Regions from separate parts of the Homo sapiens genome. Here region 2 is linked to region 1. The links are chromatin loops, found by intact Hi-C in ENCODE. Cell type or tissue: IMR-90. All regions are shown on one strand. Links, peaks and the distances in the headings refer to the core of each region. The heading gives the core; the rest is flanking DNA. Region 1 overlaps LOC107985173 (a long non-coding RNA gene). Region 2 holds the start of LOC105371993 (a long non-coding RNA gene).

What was found. Hi-C counts contacts between places; a loop is a spot of excess contacts. Peaks named below come from ENCODE experiments on the same cell type or tissue, not always from the same donor. Only the 100,000 strongest peaks of a DNase experiment are listed, where the experiment ranks them.
Region 2: a loop joins it to region 1, with 2.2 times the contacts of the local background. A loop is called at or near these places in 29 of 110 quality-filtered maps.

What each region holds. Positions count from the first base shown.
Region 1 is chr18:11,392,704-11,409,019 of GRCh38, reverse strand. The region is part of intron 1 of LOC107985173 (a long non-coding RNA gene); the gene reads left to right. All of the region lies in intron 1 of LOC124904250 (a long non-coding RNA gene), which reads left to right. Among named protein-coding and RNA genes, the nearest start is that of LINC01928, 54 kb to the left of the region's middle. In IMR-90, for the core only: a CTCF peak has its summit at 10,125; no DNase peak of the experiment used is centred there.
Region 2 is chr18:11,318,447-11,334,762 of GRCh38, reverse strand. LOC105371993 (a long non-coding RNA gene) reads left to right here and starts at 15,744. Exons shown (of 3, transcript XR_935154.3): 1 at 15,744-15,934. It also overlaps the pseudogene LOC100130329. In IMR-90, for the core only: no CTCF peak of the experiment used is centred there; DNase peaks (open chromatin) are centred at 8,552, 9,322 and 11,122; H3K27ac peaks cover 1,433 bases.

The DNA of each region.
Region 1 (16,316 bases), core at 5,478-13,477:
ATCCTCTGAGAACTCTTTTACTCAAAAAGACCAAAAAAAATCCGGCCAAAATTAATTGGAAATTTAATTTTGAATCTCTGTTGGGGTTTTGGCTGAGGATCAGCCCAATAATGGATAGCACATGCATAAACTCTTTTGCTACCTCCATCTTCTCCTCTGGATTTCCTTCCTTTTTTGAGATCTGCATCGAATATTTTTCGAGTGTCTATGCTTGTTGTTCATATTTGCCAGGAAAAAAACAGTATGTGCCTTGTTCTCTTGTCAGTCAACTTCTTCTTGTGACTGTTATAGATGGCTGGGCCAATTGCCCAGTTCCCTATTTTTCTGCTTTAAATGGTCAAAACTTAAAGCATAAATACTAACCAATGCCATTGTGTCATTTTTCTAAAATCTTTCTGGTAATCTTCTAAGCTACTAATTAGTTACTCATGAAGAAAATAAAGCATGAACAAAAGCTCTGCAAATCTCTGCCTTCCTGTTTATGATGAGAAACTTTGAACAAACAAATATTTCCAGAGTTAATACCTGAGAAGTTATGCTAGAGATTGCATTAAAAAAGCATACTCTGCACAGGGGATTCAACTGTGTGCTAGAAAGTCTCATTGTCGAATTATTTCATTTCCCCCATCCTTGGCCTTTTGGGGGGTTACCCATGATCTAGTTAAAGAATCACTTACATTTTTAATTCATTCAGCATCTGAAGCATTCACACATTTGCCATGTGTTAAATTTGAGTAAAGCCCTTGAAGTGTGATGACAGAAGAAAGGATGCTAAAAAGAGAGGAGAATATCTCCCACATGTGTAGACAACCAGTATTCAGGGATCAGAAGAGCCAACAGTTCTTGGCCGCCGTTCTGATAGAGGCCTGGTTTTGACCAAATCTGAGATGTGCAAGTACAATATGCAGCAGCCCTGGGGAAAGTGCTCAGGCTTAAGCAAGCCCTGTCGAGGAGATTCTATATATCTTAGTCATCATCTATATTTGGAGCTCAGTAATTCCTGGATGGGCTGTACAGTGTGACTGAAAAATGTTTCTCAGCTCAGAGATGTCAATAATGCACATTTTTTCCTCCATAGATTTGTCTACCTTAATTTGGTGATTGCAACTAAACAGTGTTTCCTATTTGTACCAACCAGAAGAATTTTAAAAATTATTCTTTAGAACAGTTTTATTCACTCAGTCATGAACATTCCCAGACATTTGTGGCCTTCTGGATTCTGAATAAGGTAAGTCGCATAACATGTACAAGCAACTTGGAGGCTTGAAAACGACGTTGATAACAACGAGAGCCATCTCTATACGAAGTAGGCAGCTCATCATAAGAGACCATGGTTATTGGCTAATGTCACGTGTTTCTATTCCAGAGAGTTACAATTAACAGCACCAGTGATCATTGTAATGCAGTGCTCTAGGTTTCCATGAATTGAAGCTTTCTGTTTTGTAAGTACCTGGTGCCAACCAATTGTGCAATTGGAGCTACCATAGTTAAAGTTTTCTGAATTGTTACAAACTAAGTAACATCTTTAATTTGCCAGAGGAAATTGGGGGTGCTCAATGCATAAAAATTGCATTCTCCTTATCTAAAAATTAGCGAGATTTTAGTAAGTTTAATGTTTATCTAATGTCTATGTGAGATCCTATGCTAGGGATTAATGAATATAGCACATAGAATTTCTTTGGGGCAGAGAGACAAAATGAAAAAAAAAAAAATTTAAGCCAGCTGTGGTGGCTCATGCCTGTAATCTCAGTACTTTGGGAGCCCGAGGTGGGTGGATCACAAGGTCAAGAGATCAAGACCATCCTGGCCAACATGGTGAAACCCCGTCTCTACTAAAAATACAAAAATTAGCCGGGCATGGTGGTGGGCACCTGTAGTCCCAGCTACTCGGGAGGCTGAGGCAGGAGAATCACTTGAACCTGGGAAGCGGAAGTTGCAGTGAGCAGAGATGGAGCCACTGCCCTCCAGCCTGCCGACAGAGTGAGACTCCATCTCAAGAAAAAGAAAAAAACATTAAATGTGATAAACAATCAAATATATAGGGGCAATGGAAACAGAGATTTGAGGACACTGAGCTCAGCCTGAGGAGGCCAGGAGAGGTGATGCCTAACCTGAGTTTTGAAGTATACATAGGAGTTTAGCAAATACAACTGAGAAGGACAATTCACAAAGAAAGAAGAGCATAAGCAAAGGCACAGACGCGTACACATCTATGTAGGCATGATAGCTTGGAATTTTGGGAAGCAAAATGCAATCTAGAAACTGGTGAGAAAGCAAATGCAGACATCTGGTCACAAGAAACCTTGGATTCCATGTGGAGAATATTGGGCCTTATCTTCCACACGTTAGAAAGGTCATTCCAGCAGTAATGGAGACAGTAATTATAATGCCCCAGGCAAAACAAGGTAAAGGATTAGGGTGAAGCAGTCTGGTAGAGATGGAGAAAAAGAAGATGGATTTAAATTTCTTTATAGTTTTGGTTTCTTCTAAGTTTACAGTCTAGTAAATCATAACTGGGTGTGAGGTGAGCATCAACACATGAAAAACTATTCTGGGGCTGGGTGCAGTGGCTCATACCTGTAATCCCAGTATTTTGGGAGGCTGAGGCGGGTGGATCACCTGAGGTCAGGAGTTCAAGACCAGCCTGACCAACATGGTGAAACCCTGTCTCTACTAAAAACACAAAAATTAGCTGGGTATGGTGGCGGGCGCCTGTAATCTCAGCTACTCAGGTGGCTGAGGCAGAAGAATCATTTGAACCCAGGAGGCGGAGATTGCAATGAGCTGAGCTCACGCCATTGCACTCCAGCCTGGGCAACAAGAGTAAAACTTTGTCCCAAAAAAAAGAAAAAAAACAAAAAAGAAAAACTATTCTGCATGTCAGGAAATCCTGAAGTCTGGGTTAACTCCTCTGGGGCAGCCCCAGTGAATCGTACTAGGAGCTCTGTAGCGATTGTGGAGATGGATGCTCTCCCTTTTCTGGTTAGAACCAATATAAAGGTCACAGTCTCAGGGTGTGTCACGTGACTCCGATAGGCAGAAGACGGAATAAAATCCAATGAAGCCAGTGAGGTAAGCAGAATTTTTGTTCCCATTCTTTGGGAAACTATGAACATTTTAGCTAAAATTTATTTAAAAAAAAAAAAAACTGTAGCCCTTTTGTCTCTTGGTCACAATAATTATAGAGTCAGCTATTGAAGTATACAACATTTTAAGGATGTAGTTTCCTTCTGAAAAAATAAGCTAAAATAATTGCATCACTTTAAAAGTTAAATTAGTATGTAAACTATAATATTTTGTAACGACACTTTAATCCATTTGCGTTTACTTCTACACAGATACCTAGAAGTCATCTATTCACATTCAATATGCAATTACTGAGCTACTACCTTGTAACATGCACTGAGCTACTTGATCAAGGCATAAAGAAAAAGAAGTGATTTTGCCATTAATCACTTGTGGTAATCTCTGCAAATCTCTTGATGTTAGTTTATTCATGCATCTAAAAAAAAAGACATTTAGCCAGATGTCCTATGAGGTCCTTAATTTCTCTCTAAGCATTATTTTGTCTACGCCTGAAAAATTTTAACATTTTGCGTTTCATGACAATTTTATTTAATCACTGAATGATATTCTTTGTGATTTCTTGTTTCACCCATTAATTATTTCAAAATGTTGAATTTCTAAACATTTGGGATTTTCCTATGTATTTTGTTGTTGATTTCTAATTCAATCCTATCTTGGTCAGAACACGTGACTTGAAACTTTAAATTTGAGACCTTAAATTACTAAGCATATGGACCATTCTAGTAAATGTAGCTTACGTACTTGTAAAGAATATGTATTCTGTTGTTGGGTGGCTGGGTAGCTCTATAAATATCAGTTTACTCTAGGTTACTGATAGTGTTGTTCAAACATTCTCTGTCTTTGCTGATTCTTTTGTTGAACTCATCTATAAATTGCTGGCCCACAGGCTGTCAAATTAAGAATGATTTTTACATTCTTAAAAGGTCACACACACACACACTCACAAAAAGAATATGTTCAAAGCCTGAAATATTTACTCTTTGGTCCTTTGGGAAAAAAGTTGGCAGACTCTTATGTTAAAATATATAATTTGGAGTGTGGAATTATCTGTTTTTTGTTTAATTGGATCAAGTTTTGATTCATGTACTTTGAAGCTTTGTTAAATTCATAACTTGCACATCTTCCTGATGATTTGACTACTTTATCATACTGTCTGTCTTTACCTCTGGTAATATTTTTGTCTTTAAATTTGTATTATGTTATATTAATTGAGGCCTGTAGGCTTCTCATGCTTATGTTTGCATGGCGTATCATTTTCTATCCATTTACTTTCAGTATATCTGTAATTATACCTAATCTACATTTTTGGTAGACAACATGTTATTTGATTTTTAACATGCATTCTAGTAATTTCTTCATTTAGTTGCATCATTCAGTTCTTTAACATTTAATGTAATTATTCTATAGAAAAAAAACCCAAAAACTAAAAACATTTAATGTAATTATTCCAATGATTAGATATGAAGATATCATTTTATTATTTGTTTTCTACTTATCCCTTCCCTTGTTTGGATTATTTGAATACTTTCATAATTTCAATTTAATTTTCCTATTGACTTTTAGCTATATTTCTTTGCATTATAGTGATGGTCCTAGAGATTATGGTACATATAACTTTAGCCTTTTACTGCCCACTTTAATATTTTACCACCTCCTATAAGATATAGAAACCTTACAACACTATGTGTCTATATATACTCATATTTTTGATGCTACAGTTGTTTGCGCTACACCTCTACTTTAAATGGCAAATAAGAGTAAGGGAATGTGACTCACTTATGGTTTCCAGTGATCTTCATTCCTTTCTGAGAATCCAAGTTTCCATCTGCTATCATTTTCTTCAGTCTGAAGACTTTCTTTAGAAACTTTTATAATGATTTCCTTAGTTTATCTTTTATCTGAAAATATTTCTATTTTGCATTAATTCTTTAAGTATAGGTTCACCAGTTATAGAATTCTTGAGTTGTTCAGCCTCTTCTTTGACCACTTGAAAAATGTTGTTTGACTCTCTTCTGGCCACTTTGACTTTTGATGAGACAACCCCACTAACTGAATTGTTTTTCTTTATTTAATGTGTTATTTTTCTCTTTCTGCTTTCAAGATTTGCTCATCCCTTTGACGTGGAAATTTTTTATTATGATGGACTTCATGTTTATTCTGTTAGGTGTTTGTTGATCATCTTGTGTCTTTAAATTTCTGTCTTTCATCAGATGGGGACATTTTCAGTCAGTATTTCCTCAGATACATTACTTTTTCCCCATTACCTTTCTGTTCTTCTGGTACTCTAATTAAATTTATGTTGCATTGTTTTGTATTATTTAACAAGTCAGTCCCTGGTACTCTATTCATGCTTTTGATTTTTTAGCTTTTATTTCTGTTTGTCTTAGTCTGTTTCTGTTGCTTATAACAGAATACCTAAAATGGTGTAATTTTAAAGAAAAGGAATTTATTTTTTTCAGTTATGGAGACTGAGAAATCCAAGGTTGAGGGGCTGTATCTGGTGAGGGCCTTTTTGCTGGTGAGGACTCTGTAGAGTCCCACAGTGGTACAGGGCATCACATGTTGAGAAGGTGAGCTAGGTCAGGTCTGTCTTTTCTTATGAAGCCAGTAATGTCACTCCCGTGATAACTCGTTAATCCCTGAGTGGATTAATCCATTCACGAGGGCAGAGCCAACATGACACAGTCACCTCTTGAAAATTCAACCTTTAGATATGCCATATTGGAGATTAAGTTTCAACATGAGTTTCCGAGGGGACAGATATCCAAACTACGGCACTATTCTTCACATTGTGCTGGGTCGTATTCATTGCTCTGTCTTCAAGTTCACTTATTCTTTCCTCTGACATCTCCATTCAGCTATTACATTTATTCATCTAGGACCTAACTGGGACCCAATAGCAAGCCAAGAATTGATTTTTAAAAGAAGAGTTACTTATTGCAGATAATTTATTTTTTCAATTTTAGAATTTCCATTTGGCTCATTGTTGTTATTTCTATTTCTAAGGTGAGATTTCCTAAAATTTCACTTATTGAGAACATATTTATTGTACCCTCTAAAGATAGTTATCACAGCCACTTCAAAATCATCAATTATTAGTTTTAATATCTGAGTCATCTTGGGGTGATTCACAGGTGATTTTGTTTTCTCTCGAGAATGTGTTCCCTTTTCCTGGTTCTTTTTACTTTGGTCATTTTGGACATTATAACATTTTCTCCAATGCTTGTTTTAATTTTGCAGGCAATTGTCTTGTTTGAACTTGAATTGAAAACTTTATTAGATGGTGGCTCTGTTCTCAGTTTAGGTAGTTTGTCATTAGCTAAACTGCTTTGAGTCTATTCTATGAAGGCAGGTTCCTAAGTCACTCAAAGATGTGGGTAGGCATATTTTGGAATCTCTTCTTGGATTTTTCTGTTCCAAGTTTTTCCCACTCTAAACAACAGTTTTCCCAAATCAGTTTTCTAATTTCCCAGGTCAGAGAAGTTAAGTTTTCTCTCCTGGTGTCTCCACTGCCTCGTGCTATGCCAACAATACTTGTCCCCAAGCTAAAGGCCCTGAAAATGATACCTCCCTTTGTACAACTACCTTCCTGTAAGTATGTGTCTCTACTGCTGTTATGTCTACTTCTGCTCACTCCTGATGATGCCTTCAGTCTGGTGCAACAAAAAACACCCATTTCATTTATAGCAACCTGGATTAGTTCATTTTCAACCAGGATCCAACAGCAAGCCAAGAGCTGGTTTTTAGAAGAAAAGCTGCTTGCTGAAGAGAGTGGAGCTTTGTTGCAAAACTCAGGGGCATTCTCTGTGATTTTCCTATTGGAATTTGCCACAGGAATTTGCCACAGCCTCCCAATAAACTATAGACACAGTGAGGGGAGGGTCTTTTCAATTCACTGAATCATAAAAGCTAACGGGCAAGGTATTTTGCCCTGTAGTCCAAAGGGTTGCTTCATAAATGAGTTAGAACAATACATTCAAATATGGAAGTGTTCTCTTTAAAATTTAATGGGCCAATTAAGCACAATAATTTTTTTAATGGTAGGTGTTCCCAGTGTAGCAAATTGTCTTTAACTTGGGAGGTGATATTTGAACATACCCTAGACAAATTGGCCTCCTCAATTTTTACGGGATTCAGTCTTCATCCTTTGTCATGCATATGTCTTACCAGGGCATCTAAGGTACCGATGATTTTTCTAGCATCAGGTCCCATCTTTGTGATGTCACTAATGCAGCGGACCAACAAAATATCCTTCGCTGGCGGGAGGAGGATGATAGGATCAACGTCTCTGATGATTGAATTTTGCATGGCAGGAGCTATAGAATTGATGTAGTCCTGAGATAAGAACATAAATGTGTACTGATAATCTAGACAAGTGACAAATAGATTCTAGTGTTTTCTGCTTATTGGAATGTGAGAAAAACATTTCTTCTAGGTCAAGAGCTTCTTACTAAATACCTGGTATGTGTTGATTTACTCTGGGAAACATATCCAAAGGAAATAGCAGCTGCCATTGGAGTTAACAAATAGTCACTATGATAATCCACTATATATCGAGGATTTGGTATTGTTTTAATGGAAAACTTTTGAAGAATAAATTAAATTAGAAATAGAATTTTTTTTTTTTTTGGAGTGTGTACCATTCTCTGTTAGGTCGCATGTTGTAATTGGTCCCTGGTGTGTGTATTCTTGGATCTGGCTTTATTTGTTTTTTGTGGAATGAGGAGTGGTAGAGATGGAGAGTAGTATCATCGTATCTCAGTTCTTTGGAGGTGCCATTTACATGGGCTGAGATGAGAAATGTGCCCTCTGGAGTCCTTCCACCAATGGCTCTATGGGCAGTCAGTAAGAGAGTTGGAACTTCCTCACAAGGTAGCTAACTAACACAGATAAACTCATTTCACGGCCTTCAAACAAGTTAAAATCCATAAAATATGAAGAAAAATGAGTAACAGTGCATCAGGGAATTAAGCAGAGATGTTATACAGCCAGGATCCAAAAATTCAGAAGAAATATCCAGTCTGCACTAGCAGAACCCCAAGGGTCCTGCTTAGAATCCAAGACAAAATGTTTTGGAAACTCTAAGCTCTCCTACAACTGATGCAGAACTACCTAACACCCTTTCCCTGTGTTTGCCAGAAGACTTCATTTCTCTTCATGTCTTCCACCTCTGCTGCTCTCTTCTACCTCAGAATTCTTGCATGGGTTCATCTGCTTAACAGAAAGTTGACCTCAGAGGAAACTATTTGCAATAGAGACTGGGAAAGGTAGTTTTCATCTTTCCCGATTTTGATATTACAGCAAGACAAACTAAAAGTGAACAGAAACAGGTGTTGAATGACCCAGTCTACACTATTTACCACAGTTGACTTTCTAGCCCAATCACCTTTCCATCACACTTCCCATCATTTTTAATTGAAAAGTATTTTAAAGTGCTCATGACTTGGGTCATTGATAGAAATCCTTAGTATTAGCCCATGTTGAAGACTGTAATTCTTAATGCACTACATTTTTGTTTCAGACAAAAACAATCTAAGAGAGATGGTACTTTAGTAGGTTCTTGGAAAGTGCAGCCTGATGTAATAAGGCTTTTCCTCCTAATTGTAGCTCTGAGATAGCAGAGTGATAGAACACAAAATCCTTGAGGCGTAAAACCAAAGGAAATCTACAAACCCCACCATCCATCCTTATCTGCCTCTAGTTAATGATTGGAGATTATATACTTGAGTTGGCAGACAGTAGAAAAAAATGAAGATTCATAAACCCAGTTTATTGACAAACTCTTGAGCATTATTAAAGATGAGCAAACAGATTTAAAAAATATCATGGACCCTTGAAAAAGTACCCTAAATCCAGGCAGAGAGAGCACTCTAATGGAATCATAGGGCACATATGAATCTAGAAAAAAATAACAGAAGAATAAAATTCAAAAAGCTCTTTGTAATCATAAATAAAGGAAAATATAGCCTCTATGAAAAAAGAGTAAAATAATAAAGAGGCAAGCAACTGCGATAAATAAAAGAAAGGGAAGAAAAGGGAGATGAATGAAATAGGAAGAACTTCTAGGGTGCTAAAAATTTCATAATTAAAATCCATATATATTCATGTAAAAACCAGAATTGGTTCTACAGAAGATAGTATCAATAAATGTGAAGGATGAACTTGAGAAAAACTTTCCGCACAATACAGAAAAAATAAAGATGGAAAAATTATGAGCGTAGTGAATTCTTATGATTTTATGTTGCCCTGACAACATCCATTTTAAATACGTTTAGCTTTCTCATATCAGAAGCAGGACTCAATCACGCTTGACACACTTTTTAGTTCTACACCTCTCCCCAGTTCGTCAGTATGGTCTATCCAGGCGTCTTCTTACACAGCTGCTTCCTGGTGACCACCTCCCTATGGGACAGCCAGATCCCACCTGCTTGACTGGCCCTGCTGAGCGCTACACCTTGCAGGGACTGTGAGACATGCTGCAGTGACCCTCTCTCAGTCATAGCATGGAACTCATGCTTGTTTCTTTCAAATCTACCAATGAAAACTTCTCTCCAGAAGTGTGTTTGGACACTGTCCTGAACCTCAATAAAGGTGTTGACCCATGGATCCCTCATTCTCTTTCCCTGTCTGATCTCCCTGACCTCAGTGTGCAGCCTCTGGGCGTGCCGTGTGCCCCCCAACCTGTAGGTAATAAAATCTATATTTCTATCTTGTGTTTCTCCTAATTATTGAAGGGGTCTGCTGTGTTTTAAAGATTCTAAATCAAAACAGGCCAGGTGCAGTGGCACACAAGTAGTCTCAGCTACTTGGGAGGCTGAGGCAGGAGGATCGTTTGAGCCCAGGAGGTTGAGGCTGCAGTAAGCCATGATTGCACCACTGCACTCTGGCCTGGGTGACAGAGCAAGACCCTGTTTAAATAAACAAATACAAACAATGAAATAACATAGTACACATATAAAGATGAAAAGGGACCCAACACAGAGATAATTGACTGGAACAGAAACCAGGGTAATTTAACAGAAGCAATAATTAAAGATGTGATGAGGCGGAGGTGGCAGTAGAGAGCAACTTTTCTGAGCTGGGCATACAGATGAAAAGATTTTATCACATGATGCCAAGACAAAGGGACTACAGATATTCTGGCAAAATTTTCTAACTAGAAGAATAAAGCTAGCGTTTATAATCATCTAGGGTGAGATATGGGAGAGGAAGGAGGGAAAAAAGATTGACTTCTCACAAAGGAAAAAGTCAGCCTCATCTGAGACTTCTCAGATGCAATAGTAAATGCTGCTCCGAATTTTGTCCTGTCACTTTTGATTTTTTATTTTTAGAGACAGGGTCTCATTCTGTTGCCCAGGCTGAGTGCAGCTATGTGATCATAGCTCACTGCACCCTCGAACTGCTGGGCTCAAGTGATTCTCCCACCTCAGCCTTCCGAGGAGCTGGACTACAGGCATGCACCGCCATACCTGGCTAATTTCTTTTTTCTTTTTTGAGACAGGGTCTCACTCTGTCACCAAGGCTGCAGTGCAGTGGCATGATCATGGCTCACTGCAGCCTTGACCTTCCAGGCTCAAGTGATCCTCCTACCTCAGCCTCCTGAGTAGCTAGGATCACAGGTATTGCACCACCACACTTGGCTAAAGTTTTAAATTTTTTTAATTTTTTTAATTTTTTTAATTTTTTTTTTTTTTGTAGAGTTAGGGCCTAACTATTTCACCCAGGCTGGTGTCAAACTCCTGGGCTCAAGTGATCCTCCTTGCTCAGACTCCCAAAGTGCTGAGATTACAGGTATGAGCCACTGCACCAAGCCTGATTTTGTCCTCTATAATCACCACCTTTTAATGTGTCAAGACAAAATAAACACATGCTCACACATGGTTCATGCACGTGTTTGTGATATCTATCTGAAGGTAACCCATCTCTTTGAAAGATAGGTCTACATTAATCTCAAAAAGGGGGAGACAAGTAGCAAGAGAAGTATGGCAAATGGGAAAAAAGTTGAACAATTGAAATAAATAAAAACACCCGTATACCTGATTTAGAAAATTCAAATGTCAAACATTTTCTCAAAAAAGAACATGTATATTTAAAAATGATAATATAATAAAATATTTAGAATTTTAATTATACAAATAAAGTCTAGCAGTGGGGACGAAGGGAAGAGTAGATGGAAACAAAATATAATTAAAATATTCTACTGCATAGAGAAGAAAACAAAAATATACTGTTTTTGACTTAACTATGACAATGAAAAAAGGAATAGGTTAAGAAGTATAGATTAAGTACAGTTTTGAAAAGCCTGAAACTGGTTGTTGAAAACAAGATATGATGTATCTATAAATTGATTAATCTGTCAATCATCTATCTTGCCAATCTCTCTATCCATTATGTATGAAAACACTGGTTGTGATAAAAATGAAGGTCGTGTAGTTTATTTGGCTAGAGAACAAAAATAAAAGAAACAGCAAGAAAATTTAAAAACATGAAAGAGCAAGATAAAAAGATGTCTAAATAGTTCAGTTATATATGCTGTTGGTTTAACTACCGTATTAAAAGACAAAGCCTTTCACATTTTATTTTGTATAAATAAACATATCTAAAGCAAAGCTGCCTTTAAAAGAATGAAAGCATAAGTGTGGACACATAAATCATGAAAATGGAAACAAACCAAACTTCAGTATACTAAATAGTAAAAGATAATTCAATGCAAACGGCTTAAAGTGGGAGAACAAGGATTATTTGATAGATATAAGGTACAATTCTTTTTTTAAAAAATTACAATGTAAATAGTTTCACATTGCATATGTTCTTCTGTACTAGCTTATTTTTGCTAAATAGGGTTTTTAGATTTATATCACTTGAAAAGTCTTACTCAAGGTCATTTATTTTTATTGCTGCGTAAAATTCCACTATATAAGTATCCTATAATACTATATTATTTATGAATGTTCTAGCAAAGGTATAAAAATTTATGAGAAATATAAACCTAAAAATTAGTATAAAGGTTTTAATTGGGATGAATGAAGATGGATAGCCCGGGGAGAGATCACAAAGATGAACTAACTGTTCAGTCAGTGTTTTGGTTTTCAAGTTGATTTGGTGGTACACAGGCATCTGTGTGTTATTTTTATAATTTTGTATATTTCTTGTGAAATAAAAATTAAAAACAAAACAATTATTCATTTTGTCGGTATAACATCTATGACACTCTGTGCTAAAACAAATTGAATTAAAGTATGTAAAGCAAAAGATCTTAGCATTTCAACAGGAAATTGACAGAAACATGATAGCATTGGGAAACTTTAAAATAGCTCTCTCAGCATGGTGATACAGAAAACAGAGGATTTGAAAATTTACTAAATTACTAAATTTTAATAAAATACAAATAATTTGCTAAATTATATAAGCTATTCTAATAAATGCATATGAACTTCTATCCTGTACACAAAAATGACTCTCCCGTTGTTCATCGAATATATTTTTTAAATTAATGATATATTAGACAATAAAAAGGCAACATTTTTCCCAAATCAAAAATTACGGAGGCCACATTTTGTGAACTCTACTGTCATTAATTTCTGATTAGTCCATCATTTCATTGTTTAAATGTCGTATTTGACCTAGTAGTTATTAAGCGTTTGTTACTTGTTTTTTATTTCAGCATAGTGTATTCTTTTTTTTCCCTTCAACTTTTATTTCAGATTCAGGGGCTACATATACAGGCTTATTATCGGGGTATATTGTGCGATGCTGAGGTTTGGGGTGTGAATGAGCCTGTCACCTAGGTACTGAGTATATACCCAACAGTTTGTTTTTCAGCCCTTTCTCCTCTCCCTCCTCTAGTAGTCCCCAGTGTCTACTGCTGCCATCTTTATGTCCATGAGTATCCAATGTTTAGCTCCCACTTGTGTGTGAGAAGACATCGTATTTGGTTTGCTGTTCTTGCATTACTTCATTTAGGATAATGTCCAGCTGCATTCATGTTGTTGCAAATGACATGATCTCTTTCCCTTTTTACGGCTGCACAGTATTCTATGGTGTGCATATACCCAGTATGGTGGATTATCTTCGATCACATTTTGGCTAAGCGAGTTTTGAAATGGCGTAAGTCTTTTTCCCTCCAGTGTTTTATTCATTCATTATTGATATTAACTAGTATTTATAGACTCATTTATTATAGACTCAATCACTTTCTACTGTCAAATGGGAAATGAAAAAGACTCACTGATGTTTCTTGGTGTTGTGTATTGATGGTATAATTATTGGAAATTTCCTATACAGGGGACTATTGTCAAGGATCAGAACTTCTTTTATCCTGCTCCTTTGCAGATGGATCACTTTTCGTATTCATTGCTGTTTTTTAGAATAGTTTTCCATTCAGAACAAAGGGTAGATTCAGTTGGGCAGCAAGGAGATTTGTCTAACAGGAGCAAAAAAGGAGATCTGAAAAAGGAAGAAGGGATTATCCAGACTATGATGGCCAGATGGAAAGCAGGGCCGGGCATCAGGCGATGAGGACAGCCCACAAGGAGACAGTTTGTGTCTATGAATGGTACAGTCCTACACTCATGAGGTCGACTTGTAAAACCATTTGAGTGGTTGATTCACACTGAGAGATGAAAACTCATTTTCTTGATTGTTTTGGTTAGGAAGGGTTCTAGAAGAAAATAGTTGACTGAGTTTCTTGAAGGGAGAATGATGAAGAACAGAGAGAGCACTGCAATTATCCTGCTTTGAGACTGCTGAATGTACACGTTTTATTTCAGCCAGGGTTATGTGAAAAGATGAGGCTGTAAAAATAAGGATGAAATAAAAATAGGTGGAGATAAGTGCATTGCATTTCTAATTACCTACTGAGCAGTAGTACATAATGAGAGAATTGATACTAAATGCAACAATGCAATTAGAAATATTTTATTGGGTTTTTGCAAGTAACATTTGATATCTGTTTTTTAGTGATTAAAGAATCATGAATTCCAGCAAGTACACAATTGTACATTTTTGCAATTCATTATCATCGGTATAGGCAGAATGAGTTGCCGTATTATTTACATGGGGCAGAACCAAATGGGTTGATCACAGCCCTCAAGGTCTCCCTGCCCAATAACAGCCATTTTGGACACATTCCAGAAAATGGTTTAACTTTGTAAATAATGCAATCTTTCTACAATTTCCTTTCCCTCTAGGTTTTGTCTCTCGAATAATTTCAGGTGTGATCCTTGGTGTCATTGCACTAAGACCCAGCAAGGGTCTGGTGCTGGACAGGTAACGTTGAACAGAGAAACCGGAATGTTCACCCGCACTGCTGGGCTCTGCAGTTTGCACTGCAGCATCGTTTGGTAAAATAACTTGTGAGAGGAGATAATGTTGTTTGAAAGAGTTCTTTAGATCCAGTTATATATGCATTTTCTTTGGTTTTCTTTAGTGATTGCCATTCTTCCTGTCACGCTGAGAGGAGCACCTGGAGACGCTGATGTCTTCCTTTTCCTTGTGAAAGGAAGGCCACGGGTGGCTCAGGTGGTGCGCCCACTGACACAGTAACGGGAAAGGAAATTCATGGTCTCAGGCCATTGTGACCTTCGACATTTTGACATGGAAGATTTTAAAATACAAACTTAAAAAATTATAATTATGGCAACACTGAGACATTGTTCATCAAGCTTGTGGCTTCTGAAACAGATCCCATAATGTCAAACTAAGTTATGGGTCAGTGTTTTATATGGCACAGTTAAATAGCTTCCATATTTCCATGTAATTTTCTCATTGGAATTAACTTTTATATTTAACACACAGATTTGATTCCTTTAAGGAATATTTTCTGCCATCAAATTTGACAGACTCACTTCTCCTGTTGTGAATTTTTATTTACAGTAATTATATCTCTTGACAAATTTTTATAGATCGAATTTTGCAGTTCTACAATTCAGGATATTGTGATTTATCTGCCAGTTTTAAAGCAACAGAAAATCTTACTGTATGCGGTTTCAGTCAGTGTCAGTTTTACCTCTTTTTAATTATTTTCTGAAGTGAATGCACCATTTTGCCTCACCAGCAACACTGGAATTGTGTAACTAGGAGGATTATGGCTGCCTCTGCTGAGTCCTGCAGGTTGGAAGTGGAGGAAAGCCAGCAGTAACGGGCCTCAGCCAGCTCCCACACAAACTGAAGGGCCGGGTCTCTCTCCCACCACACCCCACACGACAGCCCAAAGTCTGTTTCCAGGAAGAGGGTGAGAAGGACTTGAAAATTTGCCTGAAGCTATCCGCCTCCCAGCTGTGAGAGAAAAGGGCTTGGTTCTTCCCCTGCCTGTGAATTCCTGCCCTCCCTGAGTTCTGGCCAGGAGGTTTCTCACTGGGTTCAAATTGTTACAAAGTTAAGGGAGAGAATTCCTTCTCCCTGTGGAGTTTTACCCCCTGCTCCTCTGCCCACCTTCCCAATGGATCCTTGTGGTGCCAGGCAGGAATGGGCTGCTGGGGACCGAGCGAGCTCCCAGGGCCTTTCTGCTGCTTTGTCCTACCCCTGTATTTCACTGGCTCTCTAACTTGACTCAGCTCCGGGTCAAGTCCAAAACTTCTCCCGCAAACAGACCTTCAGCTTCTCTAGTTGGTGGGGTGTGTTCGGGGGAGGAGGGTCTCCCTTTCCCACCTCTGCACCTGGGGCACTCACAGTATTTGGGGTGTCCTGCAAGGAGCTGTCTGCTTCTTTCAGAGAGCCTGCAGGTCCTCTGAGAATTGCTGATTTGTTCTTGCAGTCCATCTGGAGCTAAAATTCACAATGCAAGCCTCTGCATGCTACTCTGTCCAGAGCTGCAAACTAGTCCTCTCTACCATATTTTTCTAACATGATTTCTGAGTTTTCTCTTCTTTTCAAGGACTCCTTATGCCACACTGATTTTCTTCTGTTTTCTTCTAGAAGTTTTAGAGTTTTAGCTCATACATTTAGAACTATAACACCTTTTTGTATTAATGTTTTATGTATATTGTGAGGCAATGGTTGAGCTTAATTTTTCCTCCCAAACTGTTACCCAATTATTACAGCAAGCATTCTTTAAAAGGACTGTTTTGTTCTCATTGAATTTTCTTGGAATCTTTACCAAAAGCCAACTGACTATGTATGTTTGCATCGGTTTTTGTATACTCTGTTCTGTTCCATTGATGTGTATATTGTGCCAATACTACACTCTTTTGATTAGTTTAGTTTGCTGTAATTTTTTAAAACCAATTGCA
Region 2 (16,316 bases), core at 4,563-12,562, 73 kb after region 1:
GTTATTATAAGGTACTCACACTACCTGTGAAGCAGTATAGTGTTATTTGAAGGTGAACTTGAACTAGATGTAAGTGCATATTGCAACCTCTAGGATGTGATATCATTGTGGATATATTTTGGTTCTTATCCACAATTCCTGACTGTCAGCTTCTGTAATCCATATTTTCTAAGTGACTAGAGGAATAAGAATATATTTTGTTAAAGTATTTGGCCTTTTGTCATTGGTTTCTGAAGTAGCTGCTGAACAATAAAGATAAAAATGTATTTTGCTGTGTACAAGTCCTTTCAAACACATCTGAGCTTATGTTCATGAGGCAGCATGGATGAAGCTGGAAACCATCATTCTCAGTAAACTAACACAAGAACAGGAAACCAAACACAGCATGTTCTCACCCATAAGTGGGATTTGAACAATGAGAACACACCAGGCCTGTGCGGGGGTTGGGGGCTAGGAGAGGGATAGCATTAGGAGAAATACCTAATGTAGATGACGGGTTGATGGGTGCAGCAAACCACCATGGCACGTGCATAACTTTGTAACAAACCTGCACATTCTACACATGTATCCCAGACCTTAAAGTATAATTTTAAAAAAGGAAAATAGTAATAAACATGGTAGACGTTAATCCAGCTATATCAATAATCTCTTTAATCATAAATTGTCTGAATCAATAAAGGTAGTTGACATTGAAATCTACTGACTACTTGATCTAACAGCAGGAGAATACACATTCTTCTCAAGCTTCCATGGGACATTTGCCGAGGCAGACCATATTCTGGAACATAAACACACCTTGGCAAGTTTAAAAGAATAGAAATCATCCAATGTGTTGTCTCAGATGACAGTGGAATTAAACTAGAAATCAATAACAGAAAAATATCTGGAAAATCCCCAAATACTTGGAGATTAAATAGCATACTTCTAAACAACACATGCATCAAAGAAGAAATCTCAAGAGAAACAAAATACTTTGGACTAAATGAAAATACAGCTTATCAAAATTTGTGGGATGTAGCTAAAGCAGTGCTTAGAAGGAAATTTATAGCATTGAATGCATATATTAAAAAAGAAGAAAAATCTAAAATGTATAATTTAAGCTTCTGCTATAGGAAACTAGAAAAAGAAGAGCAGATTAAATCCCAAATAAGCAGAAGAAAAGAAAGGAGAAAAATTAGAGCAGTAGTCAAATAAACTGAAAACAAGAAGTCAATAGAGAAAATCAATGTAGCCAAAAGCTGGTTTTTTGAAAAGATCAATAAAATTGATGTGTCTACCTGTGATAACTAAGACTAAAAGGCACAGATTACTGCCAGAAATGCAAGGGGTAACGCTATAAATCCCATAGACATCAAAGGATAATAAAGAATACTATAAACAACTCTATGCCTGATGTCAAATTTGATAACTTAGATGAAATTAACCAATTTTTTGAAAGACATAATCTGTTAGAGTCACACAAGAAAAAAATATGCAGTGTGAGCAGGCCTATATCTACTAAAGAATCAATAATTATTAATTTTCCAAAACAGAAAACACTAGGCCTAGATGAATTTATTGGTGAATTTTACCAACATTTAAGGAAGAAATTATACCAATTCTCTACATTCTCTTCTAGAAGACGGATGCAGTGGGAATATTAACTAACTCACTCTATGAGGCCAGTATTACCCTTCAGAAAAAATCTCTTCTCAACATAGATGCAAAAATTCTCAACAAATTATTAGCAAATTGAATCAAACAATGAACTATTATTGGATAAGTATAACTATAAAAAGAACTATTGACCACAACCAAGTGGAGTTTATCCCAAGATTAACATTCAGAAGTTAATTAATACAAATCATCAACAGACTAAAGCATATTAATCACATGATCATGTTAATTGATGCAGAAAAGAGATTTGATGAAATTCAACACCCATTCATAATAAAAGTGCTCTGCAAACTTGGAATAGAAAGGAACTTCCTCATATTGATAAAGAACAGCTACAAAAGCCTACAGCTGTTTAATGGTGCTTAATATTAAGTACTTATAATGGTAAGAAACAAGAAGTTTTCCTGCCAAGATCAGAAACAAAGCAAAGATGTCTCCTCTCACCAGTCCTTTACAACATCATATGGGAAATCTTAGCTAATGTTATTAGAAAATAAAATAAAATAAAAGGTATACTGATTGGGAAGGAAAAAATAAAACTGTTCTTTGTTTGAAGATTACATAATTTTCTGTGTAGATAATCCAAAAGAATTGACAAACCAAAACATTCTTGAAATTAATAAGGCATTATATTGATTGTAGGATACAAGATTAATATACAAAAGGCAATATTTTTCTATATACAAGCAATAAACAATAGGAATTTGAAGTTAAAAACATAATACCATTTAGTTAGGATCCTTAAAATAAAATACTTAAGTATAAATGTAACAAAATATTGTAAGAGTTGTATGAGGAAAACTACAAAACTCTGATGAAAGAAGTCAAATAATAGATGGAGAGATGTTCCATATTTATGCATAGAAATACTCAATAGTGTCAAAATGCCAGTTCTTCCCAACTTGAGCTATAGAATCAATGCAATTCCAAACAAAATCTCAGCAAGTTACTTTGTGGACATTTAAACCTGATTTAAAGTACATAAGGAGAGGCAAAAGACTCAGAGTAGCCAATAAAATGCTTAAAGAGAAGAACAAAGTTGTTAGGCTGACATTACTTGACTTTAAGACCTACTGCAAAGCAGCAGATATCAAAATGATGTGGTATTGGCAAAATATTAGACAAATGCATCAGTGGAGCAGAACGGAGAGCCCCAAAATAGACCCACATAAATAAAGTCAACTAATCTTTGACAAAGAAGCAAAGACAATATGGTGGAGCAAAGATAGTCTTTTCAACAAATGGTGCCGGAGTAACTGGACATCAACGTGTAAAAAGAATGAATCCACACACAGACTTTATACCCTTCACAAAAAATTAACTCAAAATGGACCATTGATCCACATGTAAAATGCAAAACTATAAAACTACTAGAAGATAATGTAAGAGAAAATCCAGATGACTTTGTGCATGATGAAGACTTTAAAAATACAACATCAAAGGCACAATCTATGAAAGAAATCATTGACAATCTGGACTCTATTACAATTCAAAACTTCTGCTCTGCAAAAGTTTTGATAAGGGAATGAGAGAAGCAGCAAAGACCTGGAGAACATATTTGCAAAAGGCACATCTGATGAAGGACTGTTATCTAAAATATACAAAGAACTCTTCAAACTCAACAATAAGAAACCAAACAACCCAATTTTAAAATGGGCAGAAGATCTGAATATACATTCACTAGAGAAGATATGCAGATGGTTAATAAACATATGAAAAAATGTTCGACATCCTATGTTATTAGGATATTGCAAATTGAAACAACAATGGAATAACCACCCTAAATGACCTGAAGAAACAGAGAAATAAACTACTGTTTACATCGTGGCTGAGATAGTGACCACAGGTTGCCCACATGGATGGCTGAGATAGTGACACCTTTGCTTTCTACTGGTTCAATGTAAACAAACTTTGTTTCTTGCAAATATACAAAATTATTTAAAAGTTTGTATAAAATTGCCCTCTGGCTATGTGTATAAAAGGTGTATATGGAATATAAATGAATTTCTTATTTAGACTTGAGTGCCATCCCCAGAATATCTCATTATGTATATGCAAACATTCCAGTATCCAAAAGGGTCCAAAATCTGAAACACTTCTGGTCTCAAGCATTTCAGATAAGAGATAATGAGCCTGGACCATTGTATACCTATCAGAATGGCCAAAATCCAAAAAACTAACAACACCAAAGGCTGGTGAGAATGTAGAGCAATAAGAACTCAAATTCAAAACTGTTCAAAAAAAAGAAATCTATTAGGCAAAAAGATAAATATTCATTAACTTAAACATCATTATTATTTTATAAGAATGTTTACTATACAACATTATAACTTTCTAGAGGAAAAAATTTATTATTAAATTTGTTTTCTGCCTTGGAAGCTTCATTACAAGACAGAGAGTGGAATACTTAAAGTTTAAAAATAAGCAAAAATATAAACTTTAAAACATATTTTCCTTGTTTTAAAGAGTTTAACAGGCACACTTTGTTCAATATAAACAACCTACTATTTAGATCATGCCGACACTAACACAAAACTTGTACCACAAGAATAAAAGTTAACACGATTTTTTTTTCTTTCCTTTATTTGATTAATGGACCTAAACAACCCCTACTGTATTTTTAAAAAATGAACTAGGCATTATATAAAATGCTTAACTACTAAATAATTAATTTGTTGGTTCAAGTGTTTAGAATATAGATTAGAGTTTTTTTAAAAGGTACTGGAAAAACATAGAAGTGTATGATAGAACCCCTGCTTGGAAACAAATGTGTGCAAATGAATGATGTTTGTAGGCATGTACAATAGTAGAGAAGAACTACCAATTTTTCTTTTAAAGAAGGGTAAGCTAAGAGTTTTATGGACTTCTTTCAAAAGCAAATAAATCACTTGCTCATTATAAATCTTGTTTATATTTTGGTTATATTAAATGGTATAGTTTATTTTTAATTAGAAGAAACTATTGATTACACAGATAACAAATATTACATTCTGGCCAATAGCAAAATTTTTAGACAAATGACAAAAGCATACCAATGATAAGTGTGAAGAAATAATTTCATAATGATGCTATTCCAATAGCACTAAGATCTTTGCTATCATCAATCCAAGGTTTAATTTTACAACAAAAGCAACATTTTTAATCTCTTTCTCTCTGTTAAAAGCATGCACACACACATCTATTCATGCACATATGCACAACTTCTCATGCCATACTGTCTCTATGAGCACAACTGAGGTTATCTTCTGTTTTTGACTACTTAAAAGTTTTCAGGGAAAAAAATCAATTATAATTTTACAAATCAATAATCAAAAATGAGCCCTTGCTGTAATTAAAGATCTCTCAAGGGCATTCTATATTTGAAGTGCAGCTTTCGGCCAGGCACGGTGCTCATGCCTGTAATCCCAGTACTTTGGGAGGCTGAGGCAGAAGAATCTCTTGAACCCAGGAGGTGGAGAGCAGCCCAGGCAACATGGTGAGACCCTGTCTCTACATAAAATAAAAAATTAGCTGGGCATGAGGAACATGCCTGTAGTCCCAACTACTGGGGAGGCTGAGGCAGGAGGATTGTTTGAGCCCAGAAGGTTGAGGCTGTGTGAGCCATGATCATGCCAGTGTACTCCAGCCTAGGAGACAAGGCAAGACCCTGTATCAATTTGAAAAAAATTAAAAGTGCAGCTTTCCATGAAGTCTTTCATGACAATTGATAGATGCAGGTGAAACAGAGTTTATCTTTTACTCAGCAGAACATTTTTTAGGTTAGCGAAACTTATCTATTTTTTTGTTAATCAGCAATTGTTAAATTTCTCCTCAGTTGGCATGAAGGTAAAAAAGCTTGGCTTGGCCTCCTTATTTTTATAGTTTGCTTTGAAGTACAATACATCTGTAAGATAAGGAAAGTTAAACTCGAGGTCTATTTCTCCTAACCTTACATTACAAATTAAACAATGATAAAGTACATTTCTTCTATGTGTGTGGTTCCAAAATTATTCATTGCAAAATCCTGTATCCTTTCCCATTTAATTAATTCCAGAGATTGAAATTTGTATCCTTGTCAATGTCAAATTATCATTTATATTATGAAAGGCATCACAAATACTATTCATTATAGTTCAACACCAATTCCTTTCTTTAAAGAAGAGAAGGTCATTTAATTTAATCTGGGCCAACCAAATCTTTCCTGGAAAAAGACAAATTATTGGCTTAAAATTTTTGGCAAGGAGCTGTACGTTTTTCTCCTTGATCATCTGAGAAGATTTAGCAGGATTTATTAGTCCCTAACATCTTGATCTCAGTCTCTAACAAACCACTGAAAATGAACACTTAAGGCTAATAAAGCTGACCCAGACAGATCAACCAATTCCATAAGATACAGGATGAAGAGGCTGGGCGCGGCGGCTCACGCCTGTAATCCCAGCACTCTGGGAAGCCAAGGCGGGTGGATCACGAGTTCAGGAGATCGAGACCATCCTGGCTAACACGATGAAACCCCGTCTCTACTAAAAATACAAAAGAAAAAAAAAAATTAGCCGGGCATGGTGGCGGGCACCTGTAGTCCCAACTACTCGGGAGGCTGAGGCAGGAAAATGGCGTGAACTCGGGAGGCGGAGCTTGCAATGAGTCGAGATTGCGCCACTGCACTCCAGCCTGGGCAACAGAGCAAGACTCCGTATCAAAAAAAAAAAAAAAAGATATGGGATGAAGAAATTATCAGGGTTCTTTTCTTGATTCCAGAAGTGATGGGCTATCCTGTCAGAAATTCATAACAAGGTAAATACCTGTGACACAGAAGCAAATAAGTAAATTACGGTGAAGATTACAGTTGAAGAAGTAGGATTTTTTTTTTTAACAAGTGAAAGTGTAAAGGAATAAAATGCCCTGGAATCACTAAAATCAATAAAACTTCAGCAGACCTATTACTTTTGGAACAAAAATGTCCTAAGTGGGTAATAACAACCTTTGAGTTCATCAGACAATTATCGTGGGTGCTACGCAAATTGAGTTAGGTAGAAATCCTGCTAGCATCGACAACCGCCCAATTACTACCAATATTATTAGTATATAGCAATAATCCTAATTACATTGGGTCAGATACACATGTTTCCAGAGTAAGGCCCAGTGCCACTTACAATCCTGGCTCTTAGGGCAGGCCCTGAGACCGATTGGAGAACTGCCAATGTGGTTGAATGTTTGGCAGTCATTACAATTCAGATGGGAGTTAGGGCAGAGAAAAAGGCACCAACTAATACGTAGTAATAAGTCTCAAGACAGGAGTATTAGACTCTGACTTATTCAAGATAAAAATAGAGTTGTAAGGTTGCCAAAACTAGCAGCAATGGCTGTAGTGACATTAACAGAATTTATACCATTCTTCTTTGAACCAACAATAACCTAAACTATTATTATTCTCTGCAGAAGAGATGCATGGAAGGTAGTTTTCTCTCTGTTAGAGCACAAAATGATGGAATGATCAAAGTTTTATTTTCCTTCTGGAATCCAGCCCAAAATAATTGCTGCTACAGCTGCAAGAAAACCCACTACAGTTGCCGGAATCTGCTTTAAGGCCAAACTGCCAATTCCTAGGTTCTACTTTTCAACGGGTGAATCCATCTTCCCTACATTTACTGCAGTGGTTAACCTTGATGCCAATGTCATTTCCAAGTTTTCATGGAGAACAAGAAGTGCAGAAATTAAAATGAAAACTTCTGTAACCTTTTTGAACACTTCGTATTAATTTCCCATTGCTGCTATTGCAAGTTACCACCAACTTAGTAACTTAAAACAACACAAATTTATTATACTGCAATTTTAGAGATCAGAAGTCCTAAATTTAAGGTGTCAGCAGGGCTGCATTCCTTCAGGAGGCTGTAGGGGAAAAATGTTTCTTTGCCTTTTCCAACTTCTAGAGGCCACCTGTATTCCTTGGCTCATGGTCCCTACCTCCATCTTCAGAGTTGGCAGTGTAGTATGTTAAATCTCTCTGATCTTTGCTTCCATCATCACATCTCTCTTACTCTGACCCTTTTGCCTCCTTCTTATAAGGGACCTTGTGATTCCACTGGACCCATGCAGACAATGCAGGATAATGTTCCTACTTCCAATCCTTAAATTAATCACATCAACATGGCCCCTGTGCCATGTAAGGTAACATATTCATAGGTTCTGGGGGATTAGGGCATGGACATCATTGGGGGATGGCATATTCTGTCTACCACAGTCCATGCTCTGATCCCCAAAGATCTATGTCCACTCTACATGCAAAATGTATTGACCTCATCCCAACATCTCCTCAAGTCTCAAACCATTGAAATTTCTCAGTGTTGTACTATATCTAACATAATGCCAACTGAAAATATTCCAAAACCAACTAGCAAAAATAGTGAAAGTATTTGCAATATCATAGTGTCACTGGATATCTTTGTTAATTTCTTTGTTTGTTTCCAAAATGATATCTTCCTCAACATCACTAGGAGTACCTTCATCTTTTAACATGGCAGTAGTTTCTGAAGCTTGCCATCCTTCCCAGTATGGCATAGTCACCATGTTTGGTGAAAGTTTGATAGCACCTGCCCATTTTTTCTATGAAAAGACTGCTGTGAGAAACTGATACTCCCTCCATGTGTTGTTCTGATCTATTACTAAAAGCCTGTGTTCCAGTTGATAATTTATCCTGCCAAATACCTTTGGTTTTTTTATTCCTGTCTTTCTGACTTTTCTGGTAAATGACTGGACCCATATTCAGCAGTAAGTTAAAAAAATTATCAGATTAAATTGCATTAAATTTAACTCCAATCTGCAAAACTTTCTCCAAGACTTGGACCACTATTGTGTTAGTAATAGATCTTCTTTATTATTAGTCATCTTGTCATAGCAACAGAATGTGTATTCCTCTGTTCTCAAACTGCATGAGGAACTGTAGCAGTTGAATCAGAACCACAAACACTGGTTTTAAATTAAGATACTGACTTTGGCCGGGCGGGGTGGCTCATGCCTGTAATCCCAGCACTTTGGGAGGCCTAGGCGAGTGGATCACGAGGTCAGGAGATCAAGACCATTCTGGCTAACATGGTGAAAACCCATCTCTACGGCCAGGCGTGATGGCACACACCTGTAGTACCAGCTACTCTGGAGGCTGAGGCAGGAGAATCACTTGAACCCGGGAGGCAGAGGTTGCAGTGAGCTGAGATTGTGCCACTGCACTCCAGCCTGCATGACAAAGCGAGACTCCATCTCACAAAAAATAAAATAAAATAAAAAATAAAGAAGATACTGACTTCATTGTATGGAAGAAAAATAATGTTTCCACTAATAAAAAATGTTCAGAAGGTGACAGGAAGAGGTAGATCTTAGGATGCACCTGACCCCAGCTCCTAGCAAACCTCAGGGCTTTTCTTTTACTGTCACCTGTCTCCATGTGGAGAGAGGGACAGAGACACTCTGGGCAAGGATGAAAGGACCATTCACTTCATCCTCAAGCATCTGAAGCTCCAGTCTCAGAGTTCCTTCCTGCTCAGCATCTTCTTACATCATCACTCATAAATCTACTTTTAATGTTAAATGTGATCAAGATTATCGCCCATCATAATAGACATGTTCCACAAATTTAAGCCCTATCTCTAGAAAGGCTGTAGACCATCATTTTGCTCTGAATCAGCAACGGTTTTGAGATTTTTGTGGCTTTTTTAGCCCATTGAACTAGCATGAGTCAGCCAGTCATTTTGAAACTGACAAAAGAGAAATTTGACTTTTGAAATTTTTTACACTGTATAGCACAGTGACTGTCCCTTGCCACCCTGCCAGCGTCCCACTGTCCTTGAGTTATATCAAAGCTACATATGTTGTGGGCCGGTCTGAGGCATTGTGGGCTATTTGATCCTTGCACTCTTCCACATAACCACCTGACACATGAACTGTGAAAATCTCAGTTGAGTTTGTTTAGAAAACCCTCACATGAGAAATACTCTTGGCTTTCTGAAGAACAGTCAGCAATTTCCCAGAATTTAATAGGAGTCAACAGGATTATACCATCATGGATATATGTCTAGCTAACTGTGATACAATCTTCTGGAAAAAAATAATGGAATTAATGTAAAATACTGGTAATGCCTGATATTTGACAGAACAGTAACACAGGGCCAAATATTTTTTTAAATGTTACGTGCTTGCATCCTTGGCTTTCGGGGTGAGGGGATTGAAAAGACTAATCTTTAAGATTTCTTCTCCTGAGAGCAATCCTAGGACTCTGAGACCACGTTTCCCAGTGGCTGCAGGTGACTGCTAAAGCTCCAGTGACCTCTTGATTTGAGACTCAAAGCTCTGTGTCTTGTCAAGATCAGCCAGGGCCTGGCACACAGGAAAATGTTTGCCTTCATGGCAGATAGTTGTTGAAATCTTACACCCTCCCATGATTATTATGGCGAAATCTTACACCCTCCCATGATTATTATGGCAGGCAAAACCAAACAACCCTTGAATCATAAATTTTAAACAACTGAAAAAATGCTTTCAGAGCCAAGAGAGGCTTTGATTTTTTCCCTTGTTGAAGATTTTTATCAAATGAGATAGAGAGCATTATGCTTTCTTCTTAACCATCATCTCCAAGGAGTTCAAGAAATTGTGGCTGGGTAGAGGCCCTTGGGATTCTCCTTTAATGATTAAATTAAAGAATGATTTGAAATGACTTTTTACATATAACTAACAATAATATTAAATTGTTGTTAAGTTCTGCATATAAGTATTACATCATGAAATACACCTAGAATGTTATATAACACACATAATATGTAAAGGAGCTACTTGTTTTATCTCCTCTTTGCAAATGAAGAAAGGATGCTTTAGACAGGTTGGATAACTAACCCAAGGCCACAAGTAACTAATCTGCAGAACTGACCTACCTGCCTCCAAAGCTCGGATCTTAACTACTATACTATATGGCAACCCTGGGAAAATAGAACAAAAAAACCTAACTTAAAAAGATACAACATATATCTGAGTTCAAATCCAACCTTCATCACTAACTCACTTCAAAAAGTGAGATTTTTGACAAACCTCACTTTCTTTAGTCACGAAGCTGAGGTGAGTTTTGAATGAGATAACGTATACAGTGGCACTCAGCAGAGTACCTGAACAAGATTAACTTGTTAATTGTTAACTTCTTTCCATTAAAAAATGAGATTTTCTTGGGGCAGGTGTGAACATCGCAGCTAGTGAGTGAGACTGCCTAAGCCCTCACTGCCCAATACGGTGGCCACACGGCTAGTTAAATTTAAATTAGATTTAAAGTTAAAGAACAACCTGTGTAAAAAATAAATACTACATGTCATGGAGGGATCTGTAAACACCAAGAGGAGTATGAGTCAGAACAACTGTGTGAAAGATAAGGTCAGATGGAGATAAATCCCTGGGGTGCCAAGAAAGCCCTGGGGGTGGGGGCGTGGAAGCAAAAGACAGCGGGTCTCTGCGAGTCACTCTTGTTCAGTCTCAGGACCCTGGGAGACACTCATGGTTTCCTGGGCTTTTTCCCAGGAATTTGGCATTGAACTTGATGTTAATCTGAGGGAGTTTCCAGTTCCTGGCTGCGAGGCTGGATGAGGACACGTGGCCCCGAGGCACAGAGAGCCCAGGGCTGTGGGCAGAGAAGAGTCAGAGCCTCAGGGGCCTCGCCCTGTCCAGAACTCCACGTGACATGACGCCCCACAGAGCGAACCTCTGACAAACAAGCATGGGGCCCGTGTTGCCCTAGTGGATGGAAATGGACGTGGGAAGCAAGGTATGGTACAGATGCTGCCTTAGAGAGAAAGATAATTACAGGCAAAACTGAGCTAGACGACTCTGCTCCAGTTTGAAAAGTTTGCCATTTGAATGGCAAAGACTGAACAGCATATAAGCGTCCACTTTCTGACAGTAACCACCTACATATGGTCAATTGTAACTATTTACACTAATAATATATGCTGGGGATTCTCTGTCTCCCCATCTACATCTATTCTCCCTGGCCTTGTCCCCGGGGAGAATGATTTCCGGGACCATCTTGGCAATGCCTTGTGCGCTGATCTCCGCTGGGTTTGGTGAAGAGGAGACTTGAGGAGATAGAGAAGCTGGAGGTCCAGGGGCTCTGCAGTGGCTGTGCTCATGTCCTGAGGAGCACACCCCTTGCAGGACACCTCTCCCGTGGCTGTGGTTCTGGCTGGGTCCTGGATGACAACTTCCTTCTGTTGCAGCCCCTTCAGGCCCTGGCTCGTAGTGTTTGCAGAAACGTGGTGCTTTGCCCTGCCCTGTTGTTGTTAACCAAATCACATACTGGTAACTAACTCTTTCACTAAACTCTTGCCCATTATCCATTTTGAGGGTTCCTGAGATGCCAACTGATCCTTGAATCTAATGATTTGAAGATGGCTGAGAACTCCTTAACAGGCAAAATAGGTTTTGTTGGCCGGGCGTGGTGGCTCAAGCCTCTAATCCCAGCAGTTTGGGAGGCCAAGGCGGGCAGATCACCTGAGGTCAGGAGTTCGAGACCAGCCTGGGCAACATGGTGAAACCCCGTCTCTACTAAAAATACAAAAATTAGCCGGGCATGATGACATGTGTCTGTAATCCCAGCTACTCGGGAGGCTAAGGCAGGAGAATCGCTTGAACCTGGGAGGCGGAGGTTGCAGTGAGCCGAGATTGTGCCACTGCACTCCAGCCTGGATGACAGAGTAACACTCCATCTAAAAAACAAAAAAAAAAAAAAAAAAAAGTTTTATTGTGGCTTTTCCTTGTGCTCTATGTTTATATGGATACTGATACGGTTTGACTGCGTCCCCACCCAAATCTCATCTTGAATTGTACCTCCCATAATTCCCTCGTGTGGTGGGAAGGACCAGTGGAGGGTAGTTGAATCATGGGGAGGCGGATCTTTCCTGTGCTGTGATAGTGATTAAGTCTCAGGAGATCCAATGATTTTATAAAGGGGAATTCCCCTACACAAACTCTCTCTCCCCTACCACCATGTAAGAGGTGACTTTGCTCCTCATTGGCCTTCCATCATGATTGTGAGGCCTCCCCAGCCATGTGGAACTGTGAATCAATTAAACCTTTTACCTTTATAAATTACCCAGCCTCGGGTATGTCTTTATTAGCAGGGTGAGAACAGAATAATACAGATACACTGCAATGAACCCCAGGTCTTGGCCAGGATCTTTCTCTGTCTTCATTTTTGTCCCTTTACTTTAATACTATTTATATATGGATGACTTCTACATTGATGTCACTTGCCTAAACTTCTACAGAGTTCTAAATTTGTATACCCAACTGTGTACTTGACCTTTCTTTTTGAATTTTCTATAGGCAGTTCACACAGAACATGTCCAAAGCAGAATCTGCCTTAATCCTCACCATCCTGCTCCCTAACCTGTTCTTGCCCATCTTCCCTACTTTAGATTTTGGTAAATTACACCACTATTTAACCAAACGCTCAAACTATAAACTTAGGTATTTATTTCTTAAGTTTATTTTTCTTCTATAAGCTCCCCCCACCGCTGCCACCTTTTTTTGGTCTGCAACCTAGAAAGAATCCTCTAGGAATAATTTTTTGCATTATTATTTGCTATGGTAATAACAAGGAAACATTACATTGAAATGCAGTGTTAATAGGGCATTTAATTTATTTAACTTACTTTGTAATATTGTGAACTGTCTATAAGTCTGTTCTTATTACACTAATGACAACTAACAAACCTAAGCATCCTCTAACTTTCAGTAACATTGGTAGCTATTTACGTTCATAAATTATTTCCTGTAAGCCCTCAGAGGAAAATTACCTCTTAATCTTTTCTTACCAAACGTCTCACAAAACCAGTGGCTTAAAGGGGAAATATTCCTTTTGCAACCACATCCTGTCCCCAGGCTTTCTCTGTGTGCCAAAGACACATGTTTGTGTTTATCCTCTGATTCTGAATCACTACTGAACTTAAATTTCTTCCTGGTGACTGCCTGGGGGTCGAGATGACTTATTTTAGATGAAATTTGATTAACCCAATGGGTACCACCAAGGAAAAATGCCGTAGATTTTTTATTTTGGTCCTACAATCATTATATGTGTGTGTGTGTGTGTGTGTGCGTGCGCGCGCGCGTGTGCGTGTTTTGCCATGGTAGATTTCTAGGGATGCAGGAATTTGCTTTTAGATATTTTTAGATATTTCCTTTTAGAGAGTGTTTGAGGCGAGAGGGCATAGATTGCTTTCAGATCATGCCAGTCTTCAGATGTCAGAAAAGGACAAAGACATAGCTAGTTCTGGGATTTATTTTAGAAAGGAGATTGACTGCAGGCAATGACACTGGGGAAACACAGGCAGGGCCAACCTGAGACGAAGGCAGAGAAGCAGCTCACCAGGCAGATGGGAGCCATCGGGATGCTTGCTGTTCTTGAAAAACATATCCTCTTCCTGCAGTATCTTATTGGAAATGCCACAGTTGGGGATGTATTCTCTTATCAGAAGGCTTCTTGTTCTCTATTAAAACACAACACCCCAGGAAGCTATTGCACCGAGCCTTAACAGCCACGATGCCACTATGATTAGTTTATCGGCTCGTTTCAAAGGGTGAATGGGATGGAGGAGAATATTGGGGCATGGAGGGGAGAGGTTGTCCTGCAGGTGAAAAGAGTGTGGGCAGGGGAATAATGGACTGGGAATGGTGACTGAGGATCTGTGTTAGTTGTTAGAAAGGATCAGGTAGACCAAAGTGCTAGGAGTGAAACAAATAAAAAAATTATTAGGCATGAGTAGATGTGTTTCTGCACCCATCAGATTTTGGGTAGAATTTCTCCCCATCCCTGCTGGCATCTGGTCTGGATCTCTCCACTTTTTTATTGCTCACAATCCTTGGTTTTCAGACACTTGTAATCCCACTCACTCTTCCTGGCCTTCCTGATTAACCTGAGATTTTAAAAACTGATTTTGTATTTTTAGTAGAGACGGGGTTTCACCATATTGGCCAGGCTGGTCTAGAACTCCTGACCTCGTGATCTGCCCTCCTCGGGCTCCTGAAGTACTGGGCACTAGCCAGGTCTGGTGGCATGTTCCTGTAGTCTCAGCTACTCGGGAGGCTGAGGCAGAAGAATAGCTTGAACCCAGGAAGCAGAGGTTGCAATGAGCTGATATTGTGCCACTGCACTCCAGCCTGGGCCACAAAGAGAGACTCTGTCTCAAAATAAATAAATAAAAATAAAACACAAAACAAAACAAAACTGATTTTGTTTTCTGCTCTGTCTTCTCTGATTTTATTAAGTTTCTGCATATAATTTATTAAATGGTAAAAGCGAAGGTTTGTATATTTGTGAGTGACGTGTGTGTTGACATATATATTTTCTCAGTTAATAGGTTTTAAAATAGTTTCTATGTATATCAAGAAACTGGTCAAGAGAGATTGCGTCTACCTTGAGATGGGGCAGAGAGAGGGTTTTCCAGGAAAGAGAGCAGAGCCAGACAGACATGAAGGAAGCTGCATATTGTGTCTGGGTGATATAATTGGTCCAACATTGCCCATGCAGAACGTGAGAACTGGGAAGTCATGGATTTACACAGGCAAATCTTGAGAATTTCTCCATAAAATTCCAAGACATCTAGGTGAAAACAATTACTTATTTATTTATTTATTAGAGACAGAGTTTCGCTCTTGTTGCCCAGGCTGGAGTGCGATGGCGCGATCTCAGCTCATTGCAACCCCCACCTTCCGGATTCAAGCAATTCTCCTACCTCAGCCTCCCGAGTAGCTGGGATTACAGGCAGCTGCCACCATGCCTGGCTAATTTTTGTATTTTTAGTAGAGACAGGGTTTCACCATGTTGGGCAGGCTGGTCTCAAACTCCTGACCTCAGGTGATCTGCCTGCCTTGGCCTCCCAAAGTGCTGGGATTACTGGTGTGAGCCACTGCGCCCGGTGAAAACAATTTTTAATACCTAGACATTTCTTTATTAACCCCAATTTATCTAAGTTACATTCTAAAATTTACTCAGTTTTATTATTCAACTAATATAGTACTCTTCTTAAGTGCCTTTAGGCTTACTTATGGTGTTTTTTTAATCTGCTGCCCATCTGTAAACATAGCAAGATGCATGTAAATAAATGGATTCCACAGAAGAGTGAGGCCTCATCTCAGCCTGCTGCCTGGGCACTGAAACTCACCCTGAGCTGTCTCATTAGCCCAGAATCTTGCACTTGGAAGACAGTAGATCAACGTCTTCTCGCTCTACAGGTCACCACCCTCAGACTTTGTCTTCAGGAAGAAATGCTTCCAGGTTATTTCTGACAATTTTCTCGGATTAAAAACATTTGAATGGGCACATACATGTGTTTTTTCATGAGCTGTGTAAACAGTTGGCCAGTAAACAGTGAGGGGTACAGCTATTTACCTTCCAGATTCATTGTAGGTTTCAGATGCACACACTCTGAGTTTATTTAGAGTTCCTTCTAAAAAAAAGGGCCCACATACATGACACAATGTAACTATGTCATTAGCATGATTTTAATATCTGTGTTGGCCAAAACTATGAGAGATATGCAGAATCCAATTGTATTATTTACTACTTGTTATAGCCCTATCAAAATTCTAGCATGAAAATACAGAGATTATAAATAATTATATAAATGATGTATGAAATAATCTAATGCTTTATTAAT